Regions from separate parts of the Mus musculus genome. Here regions 2, 3, 4, 5, 6 and 7 are each linked to region 1. Evidence: chromatin loops called from intact Hi-C (ENCODE). Cell type or tissue: left cerebral cortex. All regions are shown on one strand. Links, peaks and the distances in the headings refer to the core of each region. The heading gives the core; the rest is flanking DNA.

Region 1 (4,607 bases), core at 273-4,272:
CCCAGATCCTGAGGTCAGATAGGACTCACCCAGTACCCAGAACTAATCCACACTGACCGGTTGGAGACATAGCCCAGTGGTAGAATGTCTGTCTAGCATATGTGGGTGGCCCTGGCTTGATCCCAACACTGGAGAAGGGTTGGGGGGGGCAAGAATATATGAGAGAATATGAAATGATCCATCTTGTCCAGGAATGTGAGGAACTCCTCCATCTGAGGTGGTTGTAGCTTCCATCTCAGAGAGAACAGGGATGCTAGGAGCCTAGGCTTATGAAGGGGAATGTTTCTGAGCATCCTGTCTGATTCTCACCAGGGTCTCTAATTTTGTGTGTGACCGGAATCATGACTTTTTCACAATGGACCCGCAGGCCATCAGGTTTAGTAGATAAAGAACCAGAAAGGAATTGAGTGGCTTTTCCCTGAGCCTGTGACTAGTAACTCTCCACCTTTGTCACAGAACACGAGTCACAGGCATGGTCCTTCTGCTGCCAAAGCCCTGTCTATATCCATAATTGGCCACAGTGCTAAGTATATTGTTTCCTGATAACTAAAGAACTGGAGCTGGAGGAATAACTCACCTGGTGAGGCACTTACTGTCCTGGACTCCATGGGGTATGGACTCCATGGGGTAGCTGCACACACACACACACACACGCACGCACGCACGCACGCACGCACGCACGCACACATACACACACAGATCTTGGCAGGTAACTGGTGGTTTGTCCTACCTGTTTGGAGGGAAGTCGTTCTTTCCCCTAAGCACTCAGAAAGTGTTGGGTATCACAAGTAATGTCATTCTCAGGACCCCCAGATCTCTAGTGCAAACACATGTTCTAGCCCACACCCCCAGACACTATGTACCTCCAGGGGCAACTCGCTCCTCCTCGGTGCCTTATACTTGTACATGAACTCCAACAGGTCCTCCTCCTCCTCGTCAGAAAACGCCAGTGGGTTTCGGACCTGGTGGGGCTCCCATGACTTCACACCACCCTCATTCACATCTCCCTCAACCACTTAATGTCCATCTAACAAAGGAGACAAAGGACAGCGAGAAGGGGTCAGTGTGGAAGGGAGCAAGGATGGCAGGAAGGGTGATTAGGTACACAGCACAACAAACCTGTTAGGACAGCCAGGGCCCCCTATCTGAAGAAGCCGTACTGTCTTTAGGGGGGACTCAGGAAAGTGAAGGTATAAGTGGAAGCCTTAGCAGAGTGTACAGAATCAACTGCAGACTCAGAAGCCATTGAACAGCTCCCAGGAGGATAGAAGACACTTCCTTAACTCTGAGACTTGCCATGCCCTGTTCTTAGATCTGTGACTGGACAATGGAAGAGTGGACAACAGAAATAGCCTTCTCTGAAGACAAGAACTGTGCCTCCGAGGGGTGATGCTTTCTAACTCGTACACACAGGAGATGCTGACAGTGCAGTACCCTTGTCTATGCAGCACCAGGCATCCTGGAAGAGACAGTATGTAAAATGTAGGCCTAGAGACCTAATGGATGCAGATTTTTCATTTCAAAATACCTGGTGCTAGATAGAAGAGGACCCTCATAAAGATGCAAAATCTGAATGTATCTCCCACCCCACCCCCATGCGACAGCAAGATTCTTACTTCAGTGAAACTTGAATGAGCTATAGGCAAAGCTCCAGAATTAAGTTGGCCCATTGAATGCAGCCATGTCATTGAGCCAGAATGTCCTAGCTTAGGCAGAATGCAAATTACTTTCTGCTATACCCAGTTTATCTCGAATCCACGGACACATGGTTCTATTCTTGGTCTGTTATCTTCATCCAGAACATAGTTCTATTCTTGGTATGTTGTCTTCATCCAGAGTTACAGAAGATAGAGCTAGAGGGTCCACAACTCATCCGATTCCACCACTCTGACGTCTACATACAGACTCCTGAGCTCTTGTTGGGACACCCTGCTACTGCTTCTAAAATCCTATTCAGGCGCAGAACGGGCTAGTTGCTGTGTAACAGTAGTCCTTGTGGAATTAACTAAAAGCTGCAACTAAGAGTGTTTCGTGTTTCCAGTTTCCAGTGCTCCATAGCAGCCAGCAGAGGGCAGCATGAGCCCATAGCTGCTGTCAGCCGGCCTTATAGGGCTGAGCCGTGGGTGGAGAGCCATCTGCTCAGGCTGTGTGAGCCTTGTCAGCCTGACATCATAAATTTGCCTTGATTTTTTTTTCTTTCTTTCTTCACTTTGTGCCTCTCGCAGACTGTTTACTCCGAGTATAGTTGCTTTCTTGTCCTTCCCTGCCTAAATCAGCTTGTTGAACTTGAGAGCAGTAATGCCACCTTTCTTGAACACTCTGGTCTTCCAAAGTTGCCTGAGCCCCAGATAATGCCTAGAATCTATACCCTGCAGCTCCTGCCATATGCCCTGGTTCTCTTGTGGGCCACAGTGTCTCAGCAGAAAACATCCTGAGTTGTGGGGCTGTGGCTGCTCATCCCTTGTCCTCTGAGTGTCTGAGGAAGGCCTGGGCACTCAGCTGGTCCGGATCATCTAGTGATCTCAATGGAAGCCTGTTGTCATTTTAGACAGTTCAGCTCTGCTCCACACTGGAGCATGGCTCTCACTAACCAGGACATCCCTCTAGACACAGATTCCTCCTGTCTGGAAAGAAGAATAAGGTCCAGACCTAGTTAGGACCCAAGGCTCTCAGGCCAAAGTAAAAATGCAGAAGCATCCTGGCTAGCTCCACCCCTCAAAAACCTACATCTTCAGGATGAGTTCATCCTAGCTGAGTTTAGACCTCTGAACAGGTGTGTGCTGTTCCCTTAAATGAAGAGTTTTCCCCTGCCAGTTGTTATGATAACCCAGAGACACCGCAGGATCCTTGGGTATATAATTCCTCAGTCTGCCCACCAGAATGTCCTGAGGCTGAGCATCTAAACCACACACTAACCACAATGATAACCACCTCATAGGTGGGCATGCATGCCAGTACCCCTAACTCTGGGAAACGGAGGCAGAAATTTTCTTTGGGTTAGCCTGGGCCACAAAGTGAGTTCCAGGCTAGTCTCGGCTCCAGTGTGGAGACCCTGTCTCAGACACAAAAGCAAAATAAAACGAAGAAAGAAACAAAAATCAGGGCCCATCTCGGCACTGAAACTCTTAACAGGGCTTTGTGCATGCTTCCCACTGCAACCTTGAACAAGAAGCGTAGTTTGAAAAGAAGTAGTTCTGTGACTCCCAGGAGTGGCGATCATTACAGATATCTAGGCAGGAGTAGAAGCCTGGCCTGATCTGGGCAGAGGCTGGGAGCACAGGAGGCCAGTGTGGGTGGCTGGGAGACAGAAAGAGAGACACAGAACCCTGCCTAAAAACACCCCAATTGTTAGGATGGTCCTGTGTGTCTGCCAAGTGTGCTGTTGGTATTTACTATCTTTTTTTTTTTTTTTTAAGATTTATTTATTATCGTATCCAAGTAATCTGTAGCTGTCTTCAGACGCACCAAAAGAGGGCATCAGATCTCATTACGGATGGTTGTGAGCCACCATGTGGTTGCTGGGATTTGAACTCAGGATCTTTGGAAGAGCAGTCAGTGCTCTTAACCACTCTCTTAACCATCTCTCAAGCCCCGGTATTTACTGTCTTATCTTTACTTTTCTGAATGATGGAAATCAAATCCAGGCCATTGCACATGCCGGGCAGATGCTCTACCACTCAGCCAAGTCCCTAGTCCCTTGTTTGTATAATCTGCCTCACTCTTGGGATAGCCATGCCTCTGAGTGCCAATGCACCATGGACGCTGGTTAACTGTATTTCCCTCTTCAGGGTGTGAGGAATGACCAGGCAGCATGCATTTACAATTTTCTCCTGATCCTATCTTCCTTTCTTCTCACTTCCCACTTTCACTTTCTTACTTTGGCTCACTGTTTCTCACACACACACACACACACACACACATGCATGCACACATACAGATACACATATGCATACATACATTCATACATACGTGCATACACACATATACTTTTTGGAACAAGCAGCAGAGTAAATAAGAAATAAGTCACACTGGATTTGTCCACACTGAGGAGTGGTACTAATCTGATAATCAAGGACAAGTGACTGGGCAGGAAACTACAGAGTGTATCTGTAGATTTGCATAGACTTGTGATCTAATATGTCCTCTGCCCAATGGCTAAGACTCCAAGACCCTGAGAACTTGTGTGGATATATGCTCTCCCATAAGAGGTCCTCCCAACCCTTTAGCAAAGGTACCCCAAGCCTGGAGCTCACTGAACTGTCATGGTTGGGTCAAGGTCGATGGTTTCTACTTAAAGACAGGGGTCCCTGTTGTCTTCCACAATCGGGCACCTGCATGTGTTAGTGTCGGCTCAGCACTGGAGGATAGAAAGGAGGGGCTGGGTAGTCTCAGTCCTTTAAAGACCTGAACAGATCTGCCAGCCCTAGGCGCTGAGCCACCCACCCACAGTGCAGCACGACACCCAGGTTAGCATACATCCCACACGGCACACATTAGTGATGCAAGGCAGCAGATGTGCTGACGGGACATGCCTGTCTGAACACTTACATCCAGGATCCCAGCAGTCACCAAGGAGGAAGAAAAGAACAACCTGTTAGAGAAGGGGC
Region 2 (4,607 bases), core at 215-4,214, 640 kb after region 1:
GTCACCAGTGGACAGTCAACAGTGGATAGTCAGCAGTGGACAGTCAGCAGTGTATAGTCAGTCAGCAGTGGATAGTCACCAGTGGACAGTCAGCAGTGGATAGTCAGTCAGCAGTGGACAGTCAGCAGTGGATAGTCAGTCAGCAGTGGATAGTCACCAGTGGACAGTCAGCAGTGGATAGTCAGTCAGCAGTGGATAGTCAGCAGTGGACAGTCAGCAGTGGATAGTCAGTCAGCAGTGGACAGTCAGCAGTGGATAGTCAGTCAGCAGTGGATAGTCAGTCAGCAGTGGACAGTCAGTCAGCAGTGGATAGTCAGTCACCAGTGGACAGTCAGCAGTGGATAGTCAGTCAGCAGTGGACAGTCAGTCAGCAGTGGATAGTCAGTCACCAGTGGACAGTCAGCAGTGGATAGTCAGTCAGCAGTGGACAGTCAGCAGTGGATAGTCAGTCAGCAGTGGATAGTCAGTCAGCAGTGGACAGTCAGCAGTGGATAGTCAGTCAGCAGTGGATAGTCAGTCAGCAGTGGATAGTCAGTCAGCAGTGGACAGTCAGCAGTGGATAGTCAGTCAGCAGTGGATAGTCAGCAGTGGACAGTCAGCAGTGGATAGTCAGTCAGCAGTGGACAGTCAGCAGTGGATAGTCAGTCAGCAGTGGACAGTCAGCAGTGGATAGTCAGTCAGCAGTGGACAGTCAGTCAGCAGTGGATAGTCAGTCACCAGTGGACAGTCAGCAGTGGATAGTCAGTCAGAAGTGGATAGTCAGCAGTGGTGCTTTCCTCCTTGCCCCACCCTGCAGGGATAATCAGCGCCAGGGCAAGGGAAAGAGACAGGAAGAATGAGAGCAAGTCAATCATACTGATCAAGCTCTGAAAACTTTATTCAGGAGTGGCAATATAAGCATAAGCAAGAGGAAGCTCCAAGGGAGGGGGGAAGACCCCGGGGGCTCTCTGAAGGTCAAGTGGCAATCTGCAGCTCCTGGAACCAACGGTCACAGTGTCCTCTTTACCCACAAACATTCTTACTGTTATGACCATAAATGTTCTCTCAGGATTGTTTATGTAAGCTAGAAAATATTCACAAGGGCCATGACTGAGGTCATGGCTCCTGTCACCTCTTCCTGGGAATTAATTATGCAGCTTCCTAATTTCCCTATTGCTTCCTATTCCACTGAAATATATTTGCAATTCAACATTAGTTATTACGTTTGTGTTTACACAGATGTGTGCATGCCTACATCTGCAGTGTGTGTGTGTGTGTGTGTGTGTGCGCGTGCGTAAGTGTGCACATATGGAGACCAGAGCTGGTGACAAGTGTGCTTCTCACCACTCTCCATTTACTTCTTTTGAGACAGGATCTCTCAGTAAATCTGGAGCTCCCACTTTTGGCCAGACTGGCTGGCTGTGCACTCCTGGACTTTCCTTGTCTGCCTGTCCAGCACTAAGGTTACAGAAATAAGCCACTACACTCAGCTTTTATGCTGTGCTGGGGATCTGAACTCAGGGCTTTCCTGCTGGCAGAGCAAGCACTTTTCCCACTGAGCCATTGTCTCTCTCCAGCCCCAGGAACAATCGAATGCTTTTAAACAGCATCTTTGTAATTTTTTTGTACTTCATTTTTGGGGGGCAACAATGGATCACTCTTTAGTAGCAAATCTTCACTCATTGAACTACAAAGCAAAGAAAGTCCCCAAGAAAGACTGGAATTCAGTGGCTTTCAGGATTGGCGAGGTGGTTCACTGGGTACAGGCATTTGCTGCCCAGCTTGACAACCTGAGTGGGATCCCAGGATCCACTGGTGGAGAAAATACCTGATTTCCATGAGTCCTCCTTTGGCTCCCACACACATTTTATGACACACACACAGACACACACACACACGCACACTACACACACACACACATACCACACACATGTGTACACACACACACACACACACACACACACACACACACAGGGTTCGTGCTGGCATTTAACTGTAAGTTCAGCACTATAGAGTCTAAGGTCAGACCAGGTTGGGTTGGACTCCAGAGTGATACTGTCTCAGTCTCTGTGTGCAGACAGACGGCTGTCTGGTCACTTTGCAGAGACAGAGATGGTATTCTGGTGACAAGAAACTTAATCTTTATCTACTACAATGTTGTGTTCAGTTTTAAATAATTCAAGCGTTTTGGGATGTCATAGCCAATAAAATTTCTAGTACACTTTGAAGTTTTTTTCTGTTTCTTCTCTGCTGGGTTTATCTCAGGCACTATTTTGAGAACGACTACACAGTTCTACACGAATTTCATCATCTCCAATTGACTCACCAAAACCAGTTCCCAGGCTGGCCATGAAACACCTGTTGCCAGCATAATTGGCTATGTGATGCCATCTAGTGTCAGTAAATGTAACCACTTCCATTTATTTCAGAACACAAAACAAGAAGGTACATTCCAGATGTCAGTATCAAGCTACAGAAAAGAGCACACTACACGTGACACTACGTTTGGTAGGATGTGCTTGTGCTAAGAGCTAAGGCAGTCAGTCAGGGTCCCATGTGCCCCAACCTTCTTCAAACTCTTCTGCATAGCCAAGAATGATCTTGAGCTTCTAGTTCTCCACCTCCAGAGTGTGCATTACAGGTGTGCCCCAGCACACCCAGTCTATGATATGCCGGGTTCCATGTACACTAGACAAGAACTCTACCCACTGAACTACACCTCCAAGTCTCTTCTGCTATTTTAATCTCCCATTCATTACCTGTAAGTCCAGCAACCTTACTGATTTCTAAAGCAAGAGGAACACTAATACGTCTGGTCAGTGACTCCACTTTGTCTTTTTCGTCTTGACATAACCAGAACAAGATCAAAACTAACACTGAAAGACTCCGAGAGGAGCCCCTCGCTCAGGCCTCAGGACAATAGCGGACACCCAAGAACTCACGACAGACCGAGCTTGTTGCAAACCACATGAGGCTTTATTCGGGGAAAGCCAGAGCTCTGGGGACGACTCATATCCCACGCAGGGGCAGAGGAGTCGACCTCGAGAGAAAAGAGTTCCCAGTTTTTATAGGCCCTCAGGGGGGAAAGGAGAAGGGGGAGATTAGGGGATTTCCAGATCTAAACAATGTCTATTCTCAAGAAATGGGTATGGGAGGGGTACAAGGAAAGAGTCTAATGAAGGTGCAGCAATGGGCACACACCTGGTCAGAACATTGGCAGACACACAGGTTCAAGGAGTGGCCAGAGCATTGTGCACCTCTATTTTTCTAAATCAGTGAAGCTAGTTCTGCTAACACTGACGTCTATCTTGCCAATTTCAGGGCTTCTGTGTCCTTTTACATTCTGCGAGGATCTTTCAACACCTTGCATTGAATTAGCCACATTCAGAATCAAGATTTCTTAAGCAGGAGGCTTCCTTTCCTCACAGGCCTGCCTTGGCTGTAACTGGTTAAAAAGACATCAGCTTTGGGCAGGCCTTCCATACTTGGGCCCCTCTTGTTTTCACCTGAAGTCTTTCCTTTGTCAGCCTCTTTTGCTTTCTTTGCTGACTTCTGCCAAAACATCTCACAGCCATGGTCACACTGGCCATTCCAGACCATCATACTGGTGTCCTCGCCGTCAGCTTTCCCTGTAAAAGGAATGGGGGAGATGGCCTGATAATAAGAAATAAGAGCCGGGCGGTGGTGGCGCACGCCTTTAATCCCAGCACTTGGGAGGCAGAGGCAGGAAGATTTCTGAGTTCGAGGCCAGCCTGTTCTACAAAGTGAGTTCCAGGACAGCTTGGGCTACACAGAGAAACCCTGTCTTGAAACAAACAAACAAACAAAAACAACAAAAACACCCCAGAAAGAAAGAAAGAAAGAAAGAAAGAAAGAAAGAAAGAAAGAAAGAAAGAAAGAAAGAAAGAAAGAAAGAAAGAAAGGAAGGAAGGAAGGAAGGAAGGAAGGAAGGAAGAAAGAAAGGAAGAAAGAAAGAAGGAAAAAGAACACTTGGAACTGAGACCCCAGCAACATTTCTTATGTCATGCTAATGTCAGCAGGATGTGTGTCAGGGGGGAGAGTCCAACCTACCCTGTGATTCTAACATAGTCCAACATTTTATAAACTTCAGACTGTCACTGCTTACATTCTATTTAACAACTCAAACCAGGGTATTGGGCAAAAGCACTTTTAAAAGTTAAGAGAAATTTAAGTACAGCTTAATGTGTGTGCTCTTGGAATGAGGCTAAGAGACATAGTTGGTATAGGTTGTTCTTGAGAGGCTGCTCTGTGCACACGAAGCAGTTGCTTCAGGCAAGCGGGGGTAGGGCGGAAGGCTAATACCTCCCCTTGGGCTTATATTCTCTGACTCTGTTTATCCAGATCCCAAACCTAGGTCCTCTTTCTAGAAGCTTTCAGCATGTGATAAGTTGGGGATCTCTACAATAAAAGTATCATTATTTCGATAGTGAGAGCAGGCCATGCACCTCGCCCTGGCATCCAGGTAGAGCTGACCTTGTTGGTGGAGGCATCTGGAAGCTTTTCCTCATGGCCGGAGTGAAGAAGAGGCAGTCTACCCCTTACCAGCTGCCCCAGGCAGGAAAGCTGGCCTCAGGCAGGAAAGCTGGCCCCGCCCCTTGCCTCAGCAA
Region 3 (4,607 bases), core at 321-4,320, 59 kb after region 1:
GGCCCGCTGAGTTCCGAGAGTCTCAGATACATTAGGAGGATGCTTCTGTGAGACTCTGGCCTTTCCCACCCCTCCACGGGGAATGCCCTCGCTCACTAGCAGCACCAGAAACTTCTGCGGGGTGGAGTTGCTCACTCTGAGCACAGAGCTTCAGGTTCCCATGGCACAGAAAGCCACCTGGGCCTCCGTTGCCGTGGTCCCAACCCTCCAGGTTCTACTAACCCATGAAGGCCTTCCAATAGGCTGGGGGAAGAAACAGGAAAACAGCAGCCCTTGCGCCCTGCGTATCTGGGTCTCTAGATATTCATCTGCTGAATGTTTACTACACAGGAGAAATGGCAAAGTTACCAACAAACATAATTTCTAGTCTTCATCGAAGTCAGGTATCATTACTGGTTTTCTCTGAAGACAGGTGAAGAAACTAAAGTTTAGTGAATTTAGATCATTTAGTTTCACACTTAGACAGGGCGCCAAGCTCCAGCCCAGCAGTATGAGTCCACTGCCTGTCTCCTCACACCATGATACTCCGCCCTCCTGATACTGTGTAGCTCGGTGCCTGCAAACGGTCCCTGAGTGGAAGGCATAGAAGTAAAGGAGGGAGAGAGTGGGGCTGGAGAGCTAGCTCATTGGTTAAGAGTGCTGGCTGCTCTTGAACAGGATATAGGTTTGGTCTCCAACACCCATACCAGGTGGTTGACAATCTGTAACTAGTTTGAGGGCGTCTGACATCCTCTTCTGGCTTCCTCTGGCACATGCATTTATCTGGTGCACACATACTTAGGCAGGCACACACACACACACACACACACACACACACACACACACGAGTGTGCGCGTGCGCAAGCAAATCTTTAAAAAAATCAGAGAGAATGTGGCCACCTATCTTTTAGCTATCTTGTCTAACACAAGTCTTCTTTGGCCCCATGTTAAATATCGATTTCCTGGCACTGCACAGAGGTATGACTACAGGCCCTAAGCACATGGAGGGTCACCCAAGCAGGTCAGGCTTTCTCAGCCTGAGCCAATCTTGGCAGAACAGAAAGAGGACATGTCCTTCTTTCTTACCTTGGTGTGTGCTTCTGCCAGCCTGCAAGCAGCCCTCCTTCCCAAACTGTTCCAAGTTCCTGTTACTGTTCTCTGCAGTTCTTCACTGACTAATGGACACACACTTCTCCCTAGGCTAGCCCTGTCACACACCATGTTCTACCATCTGCTCCTTTGATCCAGGTGACAACCTCTAAGATGCTAACATTGCTGGGGTTCCTTTCCCACGTACAAAGGAAAACTGGAGTTTCAGAGTGAGGGGGAGCTGCTAAGACCCTCCCCCAGCCCTGTAACACTGAAACCCAGGACTCAACTCCAAAGCCTATCTAGCCTCTCTGAGAACAGAGGGTTTTATTGCATTGTGTCTAAAGAAAAGAAAAGAAAAAAGAAGAAAACACACATCTAAATTGGATTATGGAAATGCTCTCAATCCAATTTAGGATAACAGAAGACCCAGAAATCTGATGTAAGTAGGAAACTGACAGTTGTGTGAATTCTTAATTAGCTCTGTTAAACTCTGATCTAACCCACGCAACTCCTGCTCAAGTTTCTGAATCTTTTTTTTTTCCATTTTTGTTTTGAAATCTAAATTGTAGGGAGTTCCATTTTTAAGACGCTTACTTGTTTGTGGGTAGAAAGAAGCTAGGCTTGGACATCAGACCTAAGTTTGAATCCAGCTCCACTAGCTATGAGACTGGGAACGAGGCTCTTCACTGTTTTGCATCTGTTTCCTTGACTACAATGGGCAAGAACAACGACGTACAAGAGCCGCTGTAAGCTAAAGAAGGAGGCTGTAGGAAAAGACTTAATATCAAAAACAAATTGCGTATGACTCACAATTGCTAGTTTCTTTCTCTATTTATTTCCTCTCAGAAATAGTAACTTCAAATGCCAGTTTGTTTGGTTTTTTTTTAAACCACAAACCCTTTTCATTCAACAACCAAGTACTTATTGGGAAATGGTTGGGGAAATGGTGCAGTGGGTAAAAGTGCTTGTCATCTAAGCATGACAACTTGAGCTCCATCCCTGGAACCCACACACAAGGCTGGATATGGTGGTGCGTGTGTGCAGTCCCAGCACTCCTCCTGAGAGATGGGCTAGAAGCACAGGGCCAGGTAGCCCATGGTACACAGTGCAGGAAGGAGAGAACTGACTTGGCAAAGTTATCCTCTGACCTCCACAAAAGCACTATGGCATGCGTGTACTACATGTGCGAGTGACACACACACACACATGCACACACAAACACACACACATACCTGTACAAATACATAATGCTTATATATATATTACATATATATATAAGAAAAAATAAGCAATTACTGTGTGCCCTGGGTCTCCTGGCAGGGAAAACAACCAGCAAACAGATAATTATGTAAATAACTGATTAATAAAAGTCAGCATGGTGAGTCCCGACAGTCCTGTTTCTGTTTGCTTAGCGTTTTGGTCAGGGTCTCAGGCTGCAGCCCACAGTGGCTGTGGATTCACAGCAGTGCTCCTATCTTGGCCACTTGGATGCTGGGATTGCCAACATGATGAGTCACCACACACTCTTGGGTCTACTTTGAAGAAAAGAACACATTCTTTTTGAGTGACAGCTCTGTGGCTACCTAGATCCCAGCCCATTTCCCTTCTCAGATGCGAGAGTCAGAGATGACTCCTGGTTGGGAGGAAAGGGGTCATCTGCTAAAAGGACCGTGCTTCTTTACTCCAGGGGACTTCTTCTAGAGCCCCCGATTGGTACACGTTTGGGGAAAGGGAAGAACCCATCGAATCTTTTCTGTATCACTAAGGAAGGGGAGGGAGAACGTTCAGGGAGCTCTCTAAACTGGACTTGTGAGCTTCAAGCCAGCAGATGCCTGTGGGGCTTCCTGAGTATTTATCTGCTCTGCATTTATCTGGTCTTCATAGCATATGCATGACACGCAGCAGGTGCTCAGGTCTAACCACCTTTGAGGTCTGCATCCTCAGCACAAGCCAGTCTGAAGGACTGACTTTCAAGGACAGCCATGGAACAAGACAAACCTTACGGATGTCCACCACAGGTGATACCAGACAATGATACAGCAGTCGTGTAAAGGAGCTTCTAACACAGAAGGCAACTAAGACTTCAGTAGGTTATTCATCACTCACATATTCATTCATCCATCAGACAAGCCAGTCCTCACTCTATCATGGTCAACACAAGGTCATTCGATGCTAAGTGGGTGAGCTGGCTTCAAACAATCTGCCTGACTTCAAAATGCTCTTTCCAATCCCATTTGATACTTCCAAAAGAGTGAAGTCTCAGGCTGGGTTAGCAGTGAGGCAAACCCATCTAAAGACCTAGAGCAATGGTTCGAGTGCCTTCTCCATCCCTAGGCTCTGAGCTCTCTGAGTGCTCAGCTATCGGCACTGCCAGTGCTGGGCATGGACAGGCAACATGCAGTGTGGATGAGATACAAACATACCAGGCAGCATGGAAGAAGCCAGCTCAGAAGACCACATGGTATAGGTCAATTTCTAATGTGTTTTCATACTGAAAAGGCAAAGACACCAAAATGGAAATCATACAATGTGCCAAAGACTGGGAACGGACTGGGCTAAAGTTGTCTTTTGGAAGTCAAATACTTTCTCTTTCTTTATAGTGCATGGCAGCTTAATGACTGTATGCATTTGTTGAAGCTCATGGAACTATACAGGGAAATTTAAAAAAAAATAAGGTTCATTCCACTATGCACAAATTACACTCCATTTTTCAAAGGTAAAGGAACAAGGATAAGCAGGAGACTTCAGCTCCAGCAGCACGGGGTCTAGGAGCAGGTCTCAGCAGTATGTTCACCAAAATGTTTCTGACCTAGGGATGGAAATATAGCTCAGTGGTAGAGCAACTGCTTACCATGGGTGAAGCTCTAGTTTCAATATCTAGTACTGCCACCAAACAAACAAATAAACAAACAACAACAAATGTTAATGCCTTAACACACACACAGACACACAGACACACACAGACACACACAGACACACACACACACAGACACACACAGACACACACAGACACACACACACAGACACACACACACACACACACACACACAGGAGTCATACACATGTACATTGAAAAGAAAAATTTAGGCCCCAGAAAATATAGCTCATGAATCTCTGAGTGTAAGTAGACTAAGGAAGAATGTATCTTCCCAAGAATAGTCGGGTTCATGTGGGATCTTGCAGAAGGGCAGAGAGGTGACCAGAGTGGGACCATCATGGATGACAGGGGAAGTTCTCCTCATGAACCGTTAGCACATGGCCATTAGGAAGGAATTCGCTGCAAACTTGTTGTAACCAATTGTAAGCCTGTGGTTAGCATCTACTCGACAGCCAGCCCACATCTTCTGCCGGGTGCTCTTCCACCACAGCAAGTCATTCTAGGCAGACAGAAGGGGAGGTGAGCATCCTGAGTGCACATAACCAACGTGAGAAGTGTTTGGCATGCCCCAGGTAGGAAAGTTTTTTTGTCCTATGAACCTAGAGTGATCAAGTTTTATGATCACTTTGCAGCTTCCCTTGCAGCAGAGTTTCATACC
Region 4 (4,607 bases), core at 435-4,434, 310 kb after region 1:
TACTTTGGTTGTATAGTCTTTAGGCTATGTGTGGATTCTTTGTACATTCCATATGACAACAATTTTAGGCTCAAATGGCAGCAAAATATCTAACATAAAGCTCCAAGGGGAAAGCCTGTGTGATCAAATAACTGTATGAGATTGCTAACCCACTCCCCCCACCCCACCCCACCCCCCAGCCCCAACAACCAATGGCAGCATAAACCTGGTGCAAACAAGAGCAATAATAATAACCACTTGAAAAATGTATCCCTTACGCAAAGGACTCCTTCCTTCTATCTCACTGGCGAGATGAGTTCTGTAACCCTTATGCTATAAGTATGTAAGTGTCAGACTGATAAACGTTGTCATCTTGCCTATCACACTATTTGTCTAGATAGTACTACCCAAGGGGGAAAAAATGGTCTTCTAAAAGGCCCCGCTGATGATATACTTGAAAGGACAAAACAAGATAATCATAAGTTTCCAATGCTTCCTACATCACCTCAGAAGGCCTTTCTTAATTTACATTCCTCTTTCAGGAAAACTATCTAAACAAGGAGACACTTTAAAGTTAACTGTATTTCCCCACCCAATCCTACCCCAAATCAACGGCTACATTAAATATTCTTTCAGCACTATTTCAAGTCTTTTCCTCAACCCATTAAGTGACGCAGAGATGCCTGTGACACATGACAAGAAAGGTAAGTCAAGATTCAAAAATAAAATGTATAATCTGCAAGAAAATATTTACTCTAAACAAGGCCAACAGCCACACAAAATGTTCACTAAAGTATAAAAAGCAATATTGCACTGTGTACACCTTACCTATAATTAAATGCATAATTTACACGTAAATCTTTAGGTCCACGTGCCTTTTGTTATTATTTTAATGATGTTTTACCCTCCTGGTAGCTTGTTTTTATTGTGGATGCAGATGCTGCTATTTACAGACTATGTTTTGTAATTTTTCCTTTCTCTATAATCAATTTCAACTGACGTTCCTGAATTCTGGGACAAATGATTCAATTTAATGATTTTTTTTTAAAGCTACACTTTCAAACTGTCATTTCCAAAGAGCCTTTGGAACACACCAATACACCTAACAGTTGTCTTTTCCAAACCGAGATTTACATATTTATTTAGAAAACGTAGACAAAGATGACCTGGGCAGCTCTCTGGAGCAGTCTGTTTAACCATTCTGGGGACCGCCTAATTCTGGGGAGTGGGTAAGAGCCAGGACAGTGGAGGCGACCTCCAGGAGCCCAGCACTTGCCTGACTTCTCCACCAGCTCCCGAACATCTTTCTTCTCCGGCAGCCCGGAGTAGCCCAGCCCTCGACACTCCAGAATGGTCTTCAGCTTCTTGAAGCTCAATGCCACCGGATCCACCAGCTGAGTAGCAAAGATGCCAGTCTCGTACCACACAATGGCCTCAAAAAACCTGGCCAGGACGAACAGGACCAGGAAATACAGGAGCAAGAAAAACAGCTTCAGCCACATCTTCGCCCTCTTGGCGTCGCCAGGAGCCGGGACGCCGTGGACAAGGGAAGGGGATCGAGTGCGGGGCGACAGAGCGCAGCCTGGGCGAGGGCAGCGAGGGCGCGCGGCGGTCACCGGCGGGCCATCCCCGCGGGGAGGCAGGTGGATCGCGGCGTGCGTGCGACTGAGAGCCCCGGCTCTGGCCTTGCGGTCAGGAGCTGAGAAAGGGAGAAGGGGGGACGTTCAAACGCACCCCACCCATCGAGCTGCGGACGGCTGGAAGAGGGCAAGAGCCCACCTGGGGTGACCGGGAGGCAGCTCCGAGGGACTGCGGGCCAGCGGAGGGCGGTTGGGGCCGGACTGAGTGGTCCAGAGGGCGCGGTACTCGGCTGGGCCAGGCCCGGGGCCCGGCGCGCCCAGCGCGGGTTGGAGTGACCGCCGCAGCGCCGCGCCGAACGCCCAGGCTTCAGGCCCCGGCGGCCGCCCAGGCCTGGCGGCAGCTCCAGGTTCCCGCGGGCGGCGCCTATCAGGCCCCGCGGCCCGCGAGGGGGCGTCGCGGCGGCTCCCGCTGAGGAGGAGCGCGAGACGACAGTCGTGAAGGGAGGAAAAAAAGAGGAAAAAGCAAATAACGCTAGGCCCCAACGCGGCTCTCCCGGGCGGCTTCCTGTCAGCTGCGTAGCCGCGCGGTGCCCAGCCCCGTGCGGACGCGCCGCGCCAACCGCGGCCACCGTCCCTGCCGCCTCTGCAGGCCGCGGCCGTCGCCCCCAGAGCACTGGACCCGCTGTAGCCGCGGCCCCAGTCAAGACATAACAACTGACGTCGGCATCGGGGCGGGGTCTCGGCAGGGGCGGGGTTAGAAGCCGCGGGGTGCAAGGGGAGAGAGGGGCTGCGGGAGGCTGGGCTGGGTAAACCTTCCGAGTTACTGTGCTCTCGCGGTCCCAGCCCTCTGATGCGCTGATGTTTAGTCACTGATTTCAGTCCCAGGATTGGACATTGGACCCTGCGACACTGTGCACCTTTGTGCTGAGCGTGAAAAATAAAGGCTGCTAAAAGATGTTCGTTTTTGTTTGTGGTTTTTGTTTTGTTTTGAGACACTGCCTTATTAAATAGTCCTGGCCCGCCTGGAACCGCTCTGAACACCAAGCGGGCCTCAGAATTCAGAGATTGCCTGCCAGGCATGGAAGTGCTGGGATTAAAACCGTGCACCGCCGGGCGTGGTGGCGCACGCCTTTAATCCCAGCACTCGGGAGGCAGAGGCAGGCGGATTTCTGAGTTCGAGGCCAGCTTGGTCTACAGAGTGAGTTCCAGGACAGCCAGGGCTACACAGAGAAACCCTGTCTCGAAAACCCAAAAAAAAAAAAAAAAAAAAAAAAAAAACCGTGCACCACCACACCCACCCAAATCATCAAGATCTGTAAAAATCAGAATCTGTGTTTTAAGTCCAGTCCCTGTCAACCGCGGATGCTTTTGGGTTTTTCTTTTGTTTAGTTTTTTGTTCGGGGTGGGGTGGGGGGGAGGGGTGGCACAGCTGGCTTGAGGTGCTTGAGGTGAAACTCTGAAAACAGATGTTTTTCTACCTTTGCTTTAGAATGCGATTTTCACATGTGTGTTGGAGGAGGTATGGCCAAAAAGAATTTTAGTATGTGATCCAGTTGTGGCTAGTCTCCTAGAGGGTTAAAAAGTAGACAATGAAGGTCTGAGTTGTCAGGACAAAAGTTGTTAGGTGTGGTTAGGTCCAGGTGCAAAGGTCTGTGTGTTTTAGCCAGCCAGAAGAACTCATATAAAATGAGTTTGACAGGCAAGCGTATGGTACCTGGTTCCGTGTTTATTTAACTCTAGCAGGGTCATGTTCTCTCTCTCTCTCTCTCTCTCTCTCTCTCTCTCTCTCTCTCTCTGTCTTTCTCCCTCTCTCTGTCTTTCTCCCCCACTCTGTCTCTCTCTCTCTGTTTCTGTGTGTGTGTGTGTGTGTGTGTGTGTGTGTGTACGCGCGTGTGTGTGCATGTGTGCGTGTGTGTGAGTCTTCTTGATCAGGAAAACAAGTAGGAATTCCAGGTGAAATGTTAGCCAGCAAGGAAAAGCATGAACAACCCTAAACCAGGGGTGAAATTTTTAGGGAGAGAGTGTGACCCTCAATCAGGGAGCAAATGAGCCATGGAAAACAAAGAATGGATCATAAAATGTAGACAAAGGATAGTACCCCTTTATAACGCAGTTAACAAAGGCATCTCGGTGTACAGCTAGTGGAGGAGCTAGGAAGGAAGAAGCCTAGGAGCAGGGTGGGCAGGAATGTACAGCTTCAGACTTACAGAACAGTGTGGTGGTTTTCCAGGGCAGCAGACCACGTGGAGACTGTATTAAACTGTTCCTGCTGACAGACTTGGCTCTGTAATTTCAGCATTCTTGATTTCACAGTATAGCACTGTTATATGGTGGCATTGCTAGTCAAGTCTAAACACATAAATGATATGCCTTGCCTCGAAGGAATGCATTTTAGTAATAATAGACTCTGTCAATACACAGAGGCAATAACAGAAAAGAAGAACAGGTAGGGAAAGCTGGGTGGATGAGCTGAGGATGGAGCCAGACAGGCTAGAGTTTAAAAGTTAAAAAAATCAAATCATGAGAGGGAAGAGGAGAGAGAGGGAGGAAGGGAGGGAGGGAGGGAGAGGGAGAGGGAGAGGGAGAGGGAGAGGGAGAGGGAGAGGGGGAGGGGGAGGGGGAGGGGGAGGGGGAGGGAGAGGGGGAGAGAGATATTAAGAAACAATTTTTAAAATATTTTTTATTACATATTTTCCTCAATTACATTTCCAATGCTATCCCGAAAGTCCCCCATACCCTCCCCCCCACTTCCCTACCCACCCATTCCCATTTTTTTGGCCCTGGCGTTCCCCTGTACTGGGGCATATACAGTTTGTGTGTCCAATGGGCCTCTCTTTCCAGTGATGGCCGACTAGGCCATCTTTTGATACATATGCAGCTAGAGTCAAGAGCTCCGGGGTACTGGTTAGTTCATAATGTTGTTCCACCTATAGGGTTGCAGATCCCTTTAGCTCCTTGGGTACTTTCTTTAGCTCCTCAATTGGGAGCCCTGTGATCCATCCAATAGCTGACTGTGAGCATCCACTTCTGTGTTTGCTAGGCCCCGGC
Region 5 (4,607 bases), core at 445-4,444, 190 kb after region 1:
TGTTAAATTTATGTTTCATATTTGAGGAGATTTCTATTTCTCATATACATAATATTTCTGATATATACTTAAAGCTTTATGTTGATATATGTGCCTGCCATGAGATTGAGTTTTCAAGTATTGGTAAGCAAGAATACTAGTTTTCTCTTTCAAATTTAAATAATTTTTGGTTTTGTTATATAAGAAACTTTTTTTCTGAAGTAGAAAAAGAAGACATTAAATAATTGGCCTTGTGTAGACTTTTAATTTGATACATTAAAAATAACTGAATTTTCTAGCTGCTGTATATATGTCCTGGTTCCATATGATAATGTTTGAGCAAAAGGCACTGTTCATTATGCAGTAAGAAGCAGGGGTCCTGAGCATGCAGGGAACGTGTAGGATTGCATTTTTCTGAGTGTGTAAGATACTTTTCTCAACCCCAGCTCACAGAAACCTTTCCAAAATTTTCTATCACAACAATTTTCTTTTTTCTGGCTGATTGCCATACCAACAACCTGTACCGTTTTTAGGGTGATAAGAAATAAGAGAGATCTAGATGCTACTTTTCCTACTGTTTTTCAGATGTCATAAGCAGAACTTACCAGAAGAACTTTCTTCCTGTCTAAACACAAAACCTGAAGTACCGAGAACAAAACCAGATGTCTGCAAAGAAGGATTACTTTCTTCAAAATCTTCTCAGGTTGGAGCTGGAGACTTGAAAATTCTGAGTGAGCCCAAAGGTAGCTGTATCCAGCCTAAAACAAACACTGATCAGGAGAGCAGACTGGAGTCTGCTCCACAGCCAGTCACTGGCCTTCCAAAGGAGTGCTTGCCTGCAAAGACTTCCTCTAAGGCAGAACTGGACATTGCCACCACTCCTGAACTGCAGAAGCATCTAGAACATGCAGCTTCCACATCCGATGACCTTTCAGATAAGCCAGAAGTGAAAGCAGGTGTCACTAGCCTTAATAGTTGTGCAGAAAAGAAGGTCGAACCTTCACATTTAGGTTCCCAGTCACAGAATTTAAAGGAAACTTCAGTAAAAGTAGATAATGAAAGCTGTTGTACAAGAAGCAGTAATAAAACCCAGACTCGTAAGTGTTTCACATCTCAATTGGTAAATGATATGTTTCTTCCCTGTGATAAAAATATGAGAATGACTAGAAATTTCCCCCTGCGGGCTGGTATACATTTTTATTAACATTTTAATGCTGCAGGGACTCCATACTCTGACTTAAAATGGGTTAAATCTTTTTTTTGGTGATTTCTTTGTCTTCATATTGTTGCTGTCTTTGTACCTGTGCTCTCACACAGGTAGTTCAAGTATATGTCGTTATGTTGTGTCATCCCTACCCCCTGTGTTCAACACTGAGCAGTTTGTAAGGTTAGGCCTTGGCGTACTCAGTTTTCAACCTAAGTGCTCTTAGTGCAGAGAAGATGGTACACCATGGTTCCTACTTCCAAGTTGAACTTTCCTAATCCAAAAGTTCATAACTGTTTTAAATTCAGAAACTGTTTGAGCCACCAACAAGATACCCCAAGTGGAAAAGTGGACTCTGACTTCAAGTGGTAGAGTTGTACTAGCCGTGTAGGCACACTAAGAAACATGTGAATTGTGTTTGGTCTTGGGTCCCATCCCAAGCCATCTCAATTAAGTATATGCAGTAGTCAAGCCCCAAGCCAGCAAATTGCCAGCACTAGTCATAAGCATTTTGGGTAAGGATTATTCACCGTATACTGTCAGTAGATGTCCATTCTAATAAGGGCATCGTAATCAGAAGTGCTGCTACTATGATTAGAAGATCAAAAGGACCGCAGCACGTCAGAAGGTCCAGAGCTCTTACAGGAAGGTAACCTTTGACACCTGACTTGTTACTACTTAAAAACGTCAGTGTGGATTTTATAAAGTTATTTAAACCCTTGAAATGAACAACAAACTCCATTCAGAAAAAAGCAAAACAACTACAGTGTCAGCGAGGTGGCTCAGTTGGGTAAAGATGTCTGCTGCCAAGCCTGATGACCCAGAAGCCACATGTTGGTGGGAGACTGATTCCCTTGTTGTCCTTTGAGCTCTAGGTGTGCTGAGATGCATGACAGCACAACCAGACCCACACTAATGTGAGAGGCTTCTGACAGCAGAAGGCAGAATGGTTAGGTTGACTGGTGAATCTTTTTTGTCTAGTGTTGGTTAAAATAGAGAAATCCTTTGCCTAGGGATTCTTCCAACCCAGCTTTGTCATTCTTGAGGTTCAGGTTAGATAGAGCAGTTAGTTTGCATAAAGTTAATTACGTAAAATACATAGTTTCTTAGGAGTTATGTAATTCCCAAGAGAAAGTGAATATTCATAACCACGTATCTGTTCTATTTATGCTTTTTGAGTCATCAGTCCTCACAGCTCGTTTTTGAAGCAAGTCATTTTAGTTTCTGTGAAGAGGCAGTGAAAATCCTAGTTGAGTAAACACGTGGCAGGTACCTGAGTAGGCTGCGGAGTTGAGCTTTATCTCTGCAGTGCAGCTGCCCCTTACTTATCTGGACTAGAATGGGGTCAGCAGCCAACTAGGATCGCTGCGTTGTGCCCACTGCAGTTACCTGTGGAAACAGAAAGACTCTGGAAAAGGATTCTGTTCCCTTGCTTTGCTTAGGGGCTGCAAAGGCAAAAGCCACCTACAATCAAGTACCTGTCTTTGTGTTCAGTTTGGCACCTCAGAAATGTGCTTTGGCACCGGGCAGTGGTGGCGCACGCCTTTAATCCCGGCACTTGGGAGGCAGAGGCAGGTGGATTTCTGAGTTCGAAGCCAGCCTGGTCTACAGAGTGAGTTCCAAGACAGCCAGGGCTGTCTCTAAAAACCAAAACAAAAAAGACAAAAAAAAAAAAAAAAAACCCAGAAATGTGCTTTGGCGCTTTTTCTCTTCTCTCTACCTAAGAGATTGCTGTCCTTATTAAGCTCCATTTGGACAGTTTAATGTAATGACCTGTCCTTTTAAGCCAGGTCAAATAAAATAAGCTTTGGATTTCACCCACCTATATATAATATGTGGATACCTGGCCAACTCTAAAAAGATGGTGTCTTTCAGTATCTGAGTAATTAAAATTGTATCACTGCTTCTATTTTTTTGTGTTACAGGATATTTGATTATTGTATGTAGAAAACCTAATTGTAAAATATAAAAAGCTTAGTTAGTCTGATACAGTTGGGTGTGTCCCAGAGAGAAGCAATTTGGGTGTGCCTCTAAAAGTCTTCATAGAAAAGAATGCTAAAGAATGGAAATTTCCTGCCTATTTTAAGGCAAATTGCTTGGGGGAACTTAGGGAGAGTTCTGGTCTTTATGACTGGAGGCAAAAATTTGCTGGATGGCCTGGAGCTGCCCCTCCTTATAGGTGAAATGGTTTGGCCCCTACTGCCTTGGCTTAGAGCCCCCTCTCTCACCCACCCCCCACCCCACCATAAAGGTGACTCAGTCCAGCCTGCCAAGGGTGTAGGGGAGGAGCTAGAGACTTCTTTTGTAACAGTTGGACCTTTGAGATCTTTCTGGCCTTGGCTCTCCCTCTATGTTTTGGGGGGACTGGAAGAACATCATGGAAGGAGCTCCTGGTAAGAAACAGCCATTGGTCGGGGCACAAGGTGAAGCAGTCTGCTAGGAAAGAGCTAAGGAGGCCTCTCAGGTTTGAAGGAACTTAAGAGAAAGACTGACTCCATAGAATGACACAGATAGGAAGATTTCTAAAGAGCTAGCAGCTTAGTTGTAGTTGTAGCATCAGGCTTGTAATTAGATATTTTGTATATAGTTAAGAAAGTTATCTCGATGAACTATCATGTTTTTAATCTTAAAGACACCTGTGTTTTAATTAGTATAAATATTAGTTAAACTGTTACATACTACAATTTTTCCCTCTTTTGCTCTCTTTCACTCATAATATAAATGTTCATTGGAGTGAGGACTGACAGCATTGTTTAGCACTTTATAGTGTGCTTTTGTTTTGAGTTTATTTTTGTCTAAGAACTCATATACCCCAACTCCTTCTGGACCCCTAGGGAAGGTCTTTTTCTGTGAGACACTTCCGAAGTCTCTTGGGGTATGGATGTTCTCCTGCGTTATTTGGGTGACCACAGTAACTGATTCTCTTTGTTGCTGTGACAGTTCTACCTTTTCCTTTAGAAACTACATTAACATTCCCTTTTATAATTCTTATGCCAATTACCATTGACACAACATAGAACCTGAGTTTACTTAGGGTTTTGTTTTTTTGTTTTTTTGTTTGTTTTTTGAGACAGGGTTTCTCTGTATAGCCCTGGCTGTCCTGGAACTCACTTTGTGAACCAGGCTGGCCTCAAACTCAGAAATCCGCCTGCCTCTGCCTCCCAAGTGCTGGGATTAAAGGCGTGTGCCACCACGCCCGGCTAGGGTTTTGTTTTTAACCAGTGCTCTTAATCCTATAAAAGGAGGTTGCACATGCACCAAGGGTAAGGCAGGTGATCCCTCGGGAAGGCATTTATAAAATAGCTTTTACTTTGTGGACTAGGAGGAAAACAATTAGGTTCTTATTTTGAATAGCTTTTGATAAGGTTGTTTTATGAAAAATATTTTAACTAGTTTTTTGAGCATGCAGATGGATCAACAGAGC
Region 6 (4,607 bases), core at 329-4,328, 520 kb after region 1:
GTTGTCCTGGAACTATGTAGACCAGGCTGGCTTCAAACTCACCAAGACCATTTGCTTCTGTCTCCCAAATGCTGGGATTAAAGGTGTATGCCACTACACCCAATAAGTATTGTATTTTAAACACCCCCAAAAAAGTTTTTTAAAGAATGGATTCGTGTTCTCCCTTCTGGTTTCTCAGTCTTACATAGTCTTGCAGGAGCCCCTCTTACCAGTCCACTTCCATCCACTAGGGACCTCTTGATGCTAACCTAGGATCTACCTCATTCTATTCTGCCACTTGCCCATTTCAAACATTCCTTCTAGTATATCTCCATTCCCTTTTGATACCTAATGACCTGCAGAAACACTCTCTAATTAGGGACTCCCCCTCCACCACCACAGTGGTCACAGTAGGTTGGGTTCTCAGACCAGTGCATTGTTCTACTCTCCTCAGAGAAGCTGCTTCTTATAGTAGATGAGTATCAACAGACACCTAAAGCTGGACAATGTGTAGAGCATGACAATCTTTGAAGAACTCAGCCCTAAATAAAATGCCTTCATTAAACTCAGGGATCAATATAGAAGAGAAGACAGATCGTAAGAGTCAGAAGTGATGGATGACTCCAAGGAAATAGTGTTTGCTAAACACAGCAGGACTGATGCACATTATGAATTCAGACTGTGGATCTGTACAAGATCTGTATAGCTTCAAGCCAGACAGGGTCTTAACACAAAGCCTCATCCCTAACCAAGAAGCTATGTGTAATTGATACCTGCTGGAAAATAAAAAATTAGTCTTCTCCAATTAAGTGTCACTAAGCATATCAACGACACTCCAGGGCAGTCCTATAATCAGGAGTACACACACACACACACACACACACACACACACACACACACACACACACACAGAGGTCATGCTGTTTTGGCATTTTTTTGTCTCGTGTGTGTGTGTGTGTGTGTGTGTGTGTGTGTGAAAGAGAAAGAAAAAGAGAGAGAGAGAGCACACATGAAGTTGGGTAGTTAGGGAAGGGAAGATCTGGGAGAGGTTGGGGAAAGGGAAGAAGAACATGGTCAAAATATAATTTTAGTAAAAATTTTAAATGCATTCTAACAATGGTGAGATGCCTGATAATAAAGATCTGAGTTTGATTAACTCACATGGTAGAAGAGAACTGATTCCTGTTGAATTCTCTGTAACTTTCACATGCTCACACCATGGCATGTACCCCCTTTGGCCCCCCAATTATGATGTTGGTTCAGTGGGTCTGTTTGTCACACAATTACAAAGACCCAGAGTTCAGATCCCCCAAACGCACGTAAAGGCAGGTACTCTAGCACATTTCCATAATATATTAATCAAGACAGCTGTAACTATAATGAGAGTTCCACCCCAGCCAGAATGTCTAACATTAAGAAAACAATACATGCTACCAAGGACTTTGGGTGTGTGGGAGTTATGCACTACCAATAGGAATATAAAATTGACCAGACACTATGGAAATGTGTATGAAGGCTCCTCAAACAATCTGAAAATAGAACTACTGCATAGCCCAGCTTTACTAGTTATGGGTATAAACCTTTACCATTCAAGTAAACATACACAATTTATTATAGCACTATTCATTATAGCTAGGTTACAGAATCAAGTTATTCAAACATATGGATAAAGAAAATGTGGTATACACTATACAACAGAATTTTATTCAGCCACTTAAAAAAATGATGAAATTATGTTGTTTGTTAGAGATCAAGTGAAATAAGCCAGGCTCTTAGGTAAATATTGTTTTTTTTTCTTAGTTGTAGATCTTAGATTGAACATATGAAGGCACATAAACACACAAAATCTTTTAAAATATACGTTTCTGGCCATTATTAGGCAAAACATTGCTATGTGAATAACTTCACGTAAAACAAAAACAAAACAACCCTTAAGTGCTTAAATGTGGGCTGGAGAGATGGTTCAGCGGTTAAGAGCACTGACTGCTCTTCCAGGGGTCATGAGTTCAATTCCCAGCAACCACATGGTGGCTCACAGCAATTGGTAATGGGATGTGATGCCCTCTTCTGGTGTTTCTGAAGAGAGCAATGGTGTACTCATACACATAAAATAAATCAATCTTTAAAAATAAAAAAAGTGCTTAAATGTGTGGGGCTACAAGATGACATCACTTTGCTGTTGCTGGAATGATGCCATAGGTGGATTTCAGCCATCACAGAACATGAGGAAGTGAGCCAGTGACTCAGAGCAAAGACAAAGAAAGATGCACGGGTCCTTTCTATTCACATTATGAATATGTGCTAACAGCTTTGCTTTTTTTTTTTTAACCTCCAAACTCCTTGTAAGAGAGGATCTAACAGAAAATAATCTCTGAATAAGTGAAACTGTCCACATGGTAATAACTGAAATGTTGATACAGGGAAAACAGAGAAGTTAGCATTTTGTGAATAGTCATGAATTATTTTTTTAATTTTATTGGAAGTTATTTTTTCTTTCTAAATTGAGTATTACTTTACAATCTTGTAAAAGCTAACTAAAAAATTTCAACAAGCTCAAATATCAAAATAACATTTTGATTACCTGATACTTTTCTATAGAATTAGAATAAACACAGATGCCTTCTTTTATCTAATTCTCACAAATATGGCAAAAAGGGCATTCTGTGGGTTTAAGAAACAGTGATCAAAGTGACTTGCCCAATGATTAATGGCAGAGTTGAGATCTGAATCCAAGTCCTCTCAATCGGAAGCCAAGGAATAACTATAATTAGAGTACTTGAATCTCAATCACATATAAACCAAGATGTAGTTTCAAACAAATTACCAGTGGATAAAACTAGATGATGTGGCTGGTAAGATGGTTTAGTGGGTAAAGGGCACCTATGGCCAAGCCCAGTGACCTGTGTCTGATAACTGGGACCAACATGAATGGTGAGAACTGACTCCAAGTTGTCCCCTGACCTTCACTCAGTGCTGTGGCAGGTATAAACCTACACACACACACACACACACACACACACACGTGTATGTGGGAATTACTTAGATGAGATCTAAACAGTACAACTGACTTTTATGACTCATTAAAACAAATGTACTTAGTACTTTTGCATCCAAGATGGCAGAGCTAAAGAGATCAAGTTTCTCCAGGTCTCTGAACATTAAGAGACGAGAGTAGAAAAGATGATTATGTATTGATAGTATTATTAATGGCTACCTACCCCCTCTCTCCATGACACCAGTATACAGGAAAGATACAGAATGGAAGCCACACCATATTAAAGAATGAACACTGAACAGGACCTCAGACTTAAGGTACTGGAATACCTACCTGCCCACACTTATGTCTAGCTGAGAGTCACAACTACTCAGGTCAGTATCTTCATCTATGATCTAGAGGCAAGACCACTAGACAGTTCACAGTGAACTGAAGCCTCTTTATAAAGGGTTGTCGAAGGTAAAACTACTGTATATCACTTTTACTGCAGTAAATGCCACTGATGCAAAACAAACAAACAAAAACTCCTTTTGATACAGATTTATCATTTCCTGAATGTCTCTTCTAGTTACTGTATGAACATGGTAGCTAAATTACTAGGGACTTACGTTGCTGTGTGAATTCAGTCTAAGAGGTGGGGGGAGGGGGCAGAAATGAGTTTCAGAGTTAGAAACCTATTTCCCCAAATATGTCAGCTTATTATTTCTTTTCTGAGCCCACATCTTCACGCACTAAAAGGGCAATACCACCAACCACAAAGGGTTCTTAAAACAATTAAACAAAATGGCATGGATGAAATTTATCTGCTATATTTCAAAGCTTGCAAAAGATAGTCTCTTATTTCCAGCCTATCTCATAATTTAAAAAAATCTTTTATTAAACAGCAGCACTCCACAGATGCCTTTTAAAAAAACCTGTCTGCATTCATTCCTGATATCTACAGAGAAAATTAAAAACACTGGAGGTTGTATTTTCAATCTTCATTTAGCAATACCATTTCAAACACCACCTCGAATTTTAAAACTGCTTACAAGGCTATAGTTACAGCATTTTGCTCATAAGAAACCCCATTATAATAGGAAAACATCTAGTAAGCTTAATATTTAATATGGTAATCTTTCAAGCTTAAAAAAGTTTGTTTATTGTGTATGTATCTGGTGTATGTGCCAGAGGAGGCATGTGGAAGTCAGGGGTAACTAACTAGAGTCAGTTCTTTCTCCTTCTACTATTGGGTCACAGAGATTGAATTCAGGCTCTTGGACTTAGAAGTGGCCATCTCTCAGGCCTTATAGCCTCAAATTTGTAATCCTCTTTCCCTCAGCCTCATAAGTACCTGGAATTATAGATGTGTGACATCACACCTCAACTTAACATTTTTCTGTGGTCCAGAAAATATCTCTGTAAATGAGAAGGTTCCTGAGAACTGATGATGGAAGTGATCTGGGTCACAATATTGAAATATGGACTAAGACACTGAACCTAGGCATTTTTTGGTAGTGAACAATCTCAAAAAAAAAAAATACAGTCAATTTTCTGAGTCATGGATTCAAACCTAGGTAAACCTTGGGTTTGTATCTCTGTGTTCCATTTTTTTGGACTCAATCAACTATTGATAAAAATAAAAAAATCATGT
Region 7 (4,607 bases), core at 383-4,382, 650 kb after region 1:
CTGTCATATTCTGATTGGTCAGTAAAGAGCTGATCAGCCTATAGCTGGGCAGGAGAAGGCAGTCAGGACTTCCATGCCCAGAGAAAGCCAAAGAGAGAGAGTCTCAGATGGAAGGAAAGAGTAGCCTTCAGGGACCTGGGAGTCACCATGAGCCATGAATGAAGAAGGAGACCAAGGCAAGACAAGATGGCAGGTAACCCACACATGGCTGAAAAGTAGGCTGGGAAGTAGGCCAGGCCAGCTTAGTCGGGTTAGAATAGATCAGAATCTGCCCTGCTTAGTGCCTGAAGCTTTTTAATAAATGGCACAGGTTCCTGTGTCATTGTTTCAGAGACAGAGTGAGCATAGAAAAGCCTAGTACTTTTACAGTTCCTTCTTCCAAAACGACTTGTGTGGAGTAGACATAACACTAGTCAGCACACCCTCCGTTCTCTACCTTCATCTGCACTCACACTGTTCCTAACACACACAGCAACAGGTACCGTGATAAACTGAAAAGACCACATCTACATTTATACACCATGGATTCCTCCACACACAGTCCTGGCTCACACTAGTCTATCTCCTTCACCATTTACATAAGAACCAATTTGGTTTTCTGCCCGTACTACAAATAATTATTAGGCATTTAATGTTTTCTAGCCAGTACTTTGCTCACCGCTTTTAAAAATAAAAATGAGCAGGCCTTCCAGAGACTTCAACTGAGCACACACAGACAGATACAATAAGGCCAGGCACAAATCCTCACATCAAGGCTGGGCAAAGCAACCCAGTAGGAGGGAGTAAAGTGTTCCAAGAGCAGACAAAAGAGATGGAGACACGCCACTCCCATTGTCAGGGGTCCTCCCGAAACACCAAGCTACACAATGATAACACAGGCAGAGGACCTAGTGCAGACCCAAGCAGGCCGTGATTGCTTCCTTGGTCTCTGTGAATCGCCACGAGCTCTGCTTAGTTAATTACACGGGCTGTGGTCTCCCAGTGCGACCCTGCTGGCTCCCACAACTCCACCCCCTTCCCTTACGTGGGGTTTCCTGAGCTCCAAGGAAGGAACCTGATAGAGAACTCCAGCCTGGGTTCTCTTTGCCTACTCTTTGGCTGCGGGTCTCTGCATCCACTCCCATCGGTTGCCAGAAATAACCTCTCTGACTAGGCACTGATCTGACCCACTCCCCAGCTCATCTGCATCCTAAGACTATCTGTATGCAGACAATCAGGGGGCCTGGGACCGAATGCAAATAGCGACACTTTGACTTCCTTTCCAATTTGTATCCACTTGGTCTCCTATAGTCGTCCAATTGCTCGAGCTAGGACTCCAAATACTATCTTGAATAGATATATATAGAGTGGACAGGCTTGTCTTGCCCCTGATTTTAGTGGAATCACTTTGAGTTTCTCTCCATTTAATTTGATGTTGGCTATAGGCTTGGTTGAAATTGCCTTTATTATGTTTAGGTATGCCTTTTGTGTCCCTAATTTCTCCAAGACTTTTTATTATTAAAAAAAAGTGTTGGATGTTTTAAAAGACCCTTTCTGTATCTAATGAGATTATCTTGGTTTTTTTTCCCCAGTTATTTTATATGGTGAACTACATTTTCTCTTTTTCATATATTGGACAATCTCTGCATCTCTGAAATAAAGCCTATTTGATCATGGTGGATGATCTTTTTGATGTGTTCTTGTATTTGGTTTGCAAGTATTTTATTGAGTATTTTATATGTGTATATAGTGTATCTTAGTTACAACTCCCCTCTCCTCATGTGTGTGTGTGCGCGCACACACACACACACACACACACACACACACACACACTCCTTTTGTTTTGCAGGCCTCTATAGGCATCTTATGTTCTCCAGCTGTTGCTCACTCTGGATAATCCTGCTAGGTTTCTATCATACAGGGTTTCTCTGAGGATGAAGTGAAGGGAAATGGTCTGATTAATAAGAAATGAGCCCATTAGTCTCATCAGAAGGAGATACAAGGAATAGATAGCCCTGGAGAGGAGACCCTGAGCTCTGCTTGTTACATTAGTCAAATATGGAAGGTCAACCGACCCGGTGAGAACAAGAATGTTAATCACAATTTATAGGCTGTTGCTTATTCACAATTGCTGCTTAGCAACAAACAGTGGAGGAATAGGGAAAAGTGATAAAAGATGCTACATTTGGGGAGCAAGAAAAACATGAAGTGCATTATTACTGATGAGTGCAAGCCTGGGACCTGGCTAGGAGAGAGGAGACTAGACAGGAAAGAGAGCTCTTAGGGAAAAGTTGTCCATTGCTGCTAATTCTCCTGCTTCTTGGAAAGTATTAGAACTTCTCTGATTTTTAAGTCCCTATGGAAGATTAAAATTCTTTTTAATGTACAAAATCCCATCACCATTCTCCAAAGGATCCCACTCAATCCCCCGCACTCCCCCACCTAAAACCCCAAACTGGAGCTGGCCAAGGAACACCCGTCCCACGCACCTTTGACCTTGTACTGCCATCTGGTGGCAGTTAATGTAGCCACCTCCATTCTTGCCAGCAGAGAAGGTGTATTGCAGGCTGCCGGTCAGTACCACATGAGAGAGAAGAGTGCAGCTCTAGACAGCCCCAGTCAGGGATCAGTGTGATTATTTGTCCCACTTGTAATTTTCTCATTTTCCCTGTTCTATCCTGTTTCTCATACTCCAATGAGCTGGAACGAGGTAGTTAGGGCTTGGAGGGATGACTCAGTGGGTAGCGCCTAATGACCTGAGTTTGACCCCTGGAACCAACTTGGTGGAAGGAGAGACTTTCACCAACACTTCTAAGTGTTGTGCTCTGAGTTGTACATGTGTGCAGGCTTTTACACAAACACACAAATAAATAAATGTAATTAAAAACTAAAAACAAAACAACAATAACAAAACAACTGTTCATGTCTCTAGTGTCACATGACATAGGGTGACAAAGTAAGGACTTTGAGGGTATGCTAAGGCAGAGGAACATCTGATGTCTCCTAGGAAAGACAGGCGGCAGTCTGGGTACATACTTCATTAGACAGAGTAATTGCTTAGTATGCACGAGGCCCTGGGTTCAACCCACAGCACTGCATAACCCAGGTGTAATGGCAAACACTTTTAATCCCAGAACTCAGGAGGCGAAAGTGGGAGAATCAGAGTCCAAGGTCTACATAATGGGTGAAGGCCAGCTTCAGTGAGGGTCACCTTGTCTCAAATAGAAACGGAGTGGCTTATTCTAAAAAGGAGGAAAGTCAAGGTATTCTCCATCATCACAGCAGGTGAGGGCGAAGTGTTTCTACTAAGTGAGACTGGAGAAAGTGCTCAGGGCCACTTGGGCTCTGATAGTTAAGCCTTTGACTACTGAGTGCTGGGATCAGTCCTATTGAGGGGATAAGGGAACTTGGGGTGAACAGGAACTGGGAGTGTACTCACACAGAGTCAAAAATTGAGCCCCTGAGCTGGTTGCTGGAAATGCAGAGACGAAGGGTGATGACATTTCAGTGTGGTGGTTTTTTTCTCTGTGGGAGGGTTTGGGAGAAGGAGGGCAGGTGGGGTTTCCTAGCTTGTACAGGAGATGAACGGGGTTTGCAGGAGTTACCTCGAGATGTTCTGAAATTACAGATTCAACTGTGTGAGCAGGAGACGACTGTTGATGCCGAAAGTTCAGGTTCTGGTTCTGCAGTGCCCCCAAGCCACCCGTTGTGCAGTGGAGGGGGAGGGGTTTGCCTTGACCTTTGAGACTGCAGACATCACCTAGGAACTACACTGGGGAACAATGCAATCAAGACTACCATGGCTGATTAGAAACTGAAAGAAGAGTCCAAGAAATGAGAGACAGAGAAGCAGTGAACCCTGGTCACAGCAGCTTCCCCTCCCCTTTGGTGTCACGCAGATGTCTAGCCTCCTCAAATCACCATGTGAAAGATCTGGGTTCTGCACAGGTTTGCCATTCACTTTGGGAATACAAACAAAATACACTACTTAAATATGCTTAATTTTTTAAAAGACTTAATTATTTAATATATTCATATACATTGTACACTACAGGTGTCTTCAGACACACCAGAAGAGGGCATCAGATCCCATTACAGATGGTTGTGAGCCACCATGTGGTTGCTGGGATTTGAACTCAGGATGTTTGGAAGAGCAGTCAGTGCTCTTAACCACTGAGCCATCGCTCTAGCCCTGTTTAATTATTCTGAATCCTGTGGTTTCTTTCCATACTCTTTTGTTGTCTTGATGCAATTAAAGTTTTTGTTTTGCTTTCTTTTTTAATTATGTGTGTGACCTCAGAACTGAAATCAGTTTTGACAGCCTGTGGGGTGCTATATCTAAATTTACCTGATCGGTTTGGGGCGTGGTTGCCAATAAGGATGCATTGGTTTAGTTCTGTACTCCATTTTTAAATAGAGTTATTTGGTTCTCTGGAGTCTAACTTCTTGAGTTTTTTGTATATTTTGGATATTAGACGTCTATGGGGTGTAGGATTGGTAAAGATCTTTTCCCAATCTGTAGGTTGCTGTTTTGTCCTGATGACAGTGTCCTTTGCCTTACAGAAGCTTTTCAGTTTTTTGAGGTCCCATTTGTCTGTAGTTGATCTTAGAGTCTGAGCCATTGGTGT

Evidence for each region. Hi-C counts contacts between places; a loop is a spot of excess contacts. Peaks named below come from ENCODE experiments on the same cell type or tissue, not always from the same donor. Only the 100,000 strongest peaks of a DNase experiment are listed, where the experiment ranks them.
Region 2: a loop joins it to region 1, with 8 times the contacts of the local background. A loop is called at or near these places in 24 of 42 quality-filtered maps.
Region 3: a loop joins it to region 1, with 2.8 times the contacts of the local background. A loop is called at or near these places in 2 of 42 quality-filtered maps.
Region 4: it touches region 1 in a loop (2.8-fold over the local background); 8 of 42 quality-filtered maps call a loop at or near these places.
Region 5: it touches region 1 in a loop (4-fold over the local background); 18 of 42 quality-filtered maps call a loop at or near these places.
Region 6: it touches region 1 in a loop (2.8-fold over the local background); 6 of 42 quality-filtered maps call a loop at or near these places.
Region 7: a loop joins it to region 1, with 4 times the contacts of the local background. A loop is called at or near these places in 27 of 42 quality-filtered maps.

The regions. Positions count from the first base shown.
Region 1 is chr6:71,801,751-71,806,357 of GRCm38, reverse strand. All of the region lies in intron 6 of Reep1 (receptor accessory protein 1), which reads right to left. Among named protein-coding and RNA genes, the nearest start is that of Mrpl35, 20 kb to the left of the region's middle. In left cerebral cortex, for the core only: a CTCF peak has its summit at 2,070 (motif pointing right); a DNase peak (open chromatin) is centred at 2,118; H3K27ac peaks cover 2,289 bases.
Region 2 is chr6:71,164,712-71,169,318 of GRCm38, reverse strand. No RefSeq gene overlaps it. Among named protein-coding and RNA genes, the nearest start is that of Gm38827, 13 kb to the right of the region's middle. In left cerebral cortex, for the core only: a CTCF peak has its summit at 2,375 (motif pointing left); a DNase peak (open chromatin) is centred at 2,353.
Region 3 is chr6:71,743,126-71,747,732 of GRCm38, reverse strand. The region is part of intron 1 of Reep1 (receptor accessory protein 1); the gene reads right to left. Among named protein-coding and RNA genes, the nearest start is that of Reep1, 38 kb to the right of the region's middle. In left cerebral cortex, for the core only: no CTCF peak of the experiment used is centred there; DNase peaks (open chromatin) are centred at 708, 1,169, 1,643 and 2,584; H3K27ac peaks cover 1,814 bases.
Region 4 is chr6:71,491,537-71,496,143 of GRCm38, reverse strand. Rnf103 (ring finger protein 103) reads right to left here and starts at 2,267. Exons shown (of 4, transcript NM_009543.3): 1 at 1,256-2,267. The coding sequence starts at 1,481. In left cerebral cortex, for the core only: a CTCF peak has its summit at 2,045; DNase peaks (open chromatin) are centred at 1,392 and 2,227; H3K4me3 peaks cover 2,281 bases; H3K27ac peaks cover 1,987 bases.
Region 5 is chr6:71,607,974-71,612,580 of GRCm38, reverse strand. It overlaps Kdm3a (lysine (K)-specific demethylase 3A), which reads left to right. Exons shown (of 27, transcript NM_001038695.3): 11 at 565-1,076. Among named protein-coding and RNA genes, the nearest start is that of Kdm3a, 23 kb to the left of the region's middle. In left cerebral cortex, for the core only: no CTCF peak of the experiment used is centred there; a DNase peak (open chromatin) is centred at 2,401; H3K27ac peaks cover 1,735 bases.
Region 6 is chr6:71,277,219-71,281,825 of GRCm38, reverse strand. The region is part of intron 1 of Krcc1 (lysine-rich coiled-coil 1); the gene reads right to left. Among named protein-coding and RNA genes, the nearest start is that of Krcc1, 7.8 kb to the right of the region's middle. In left cerebral cortex, for the core only: a CTCF peak has its summit at 2,067 (motif pointing left); no DNase peak of the experiment used is centred there.
Region 7 is chr6:71,147,648-71,152,254 of GRCm38, reverse strand. It overlaps Gm30391 (a long non-coding RNA gene), which reads right to left and starts at 3,666. Exons shown (of 3, transcript XR_377755.1): 1 at 3,585-3,666. In left cerebral cortex, for the core only: a CTCF peak has its summit at 2,493 (motif pointing left); a DNase peak (open chromatin) is centred at 2,480.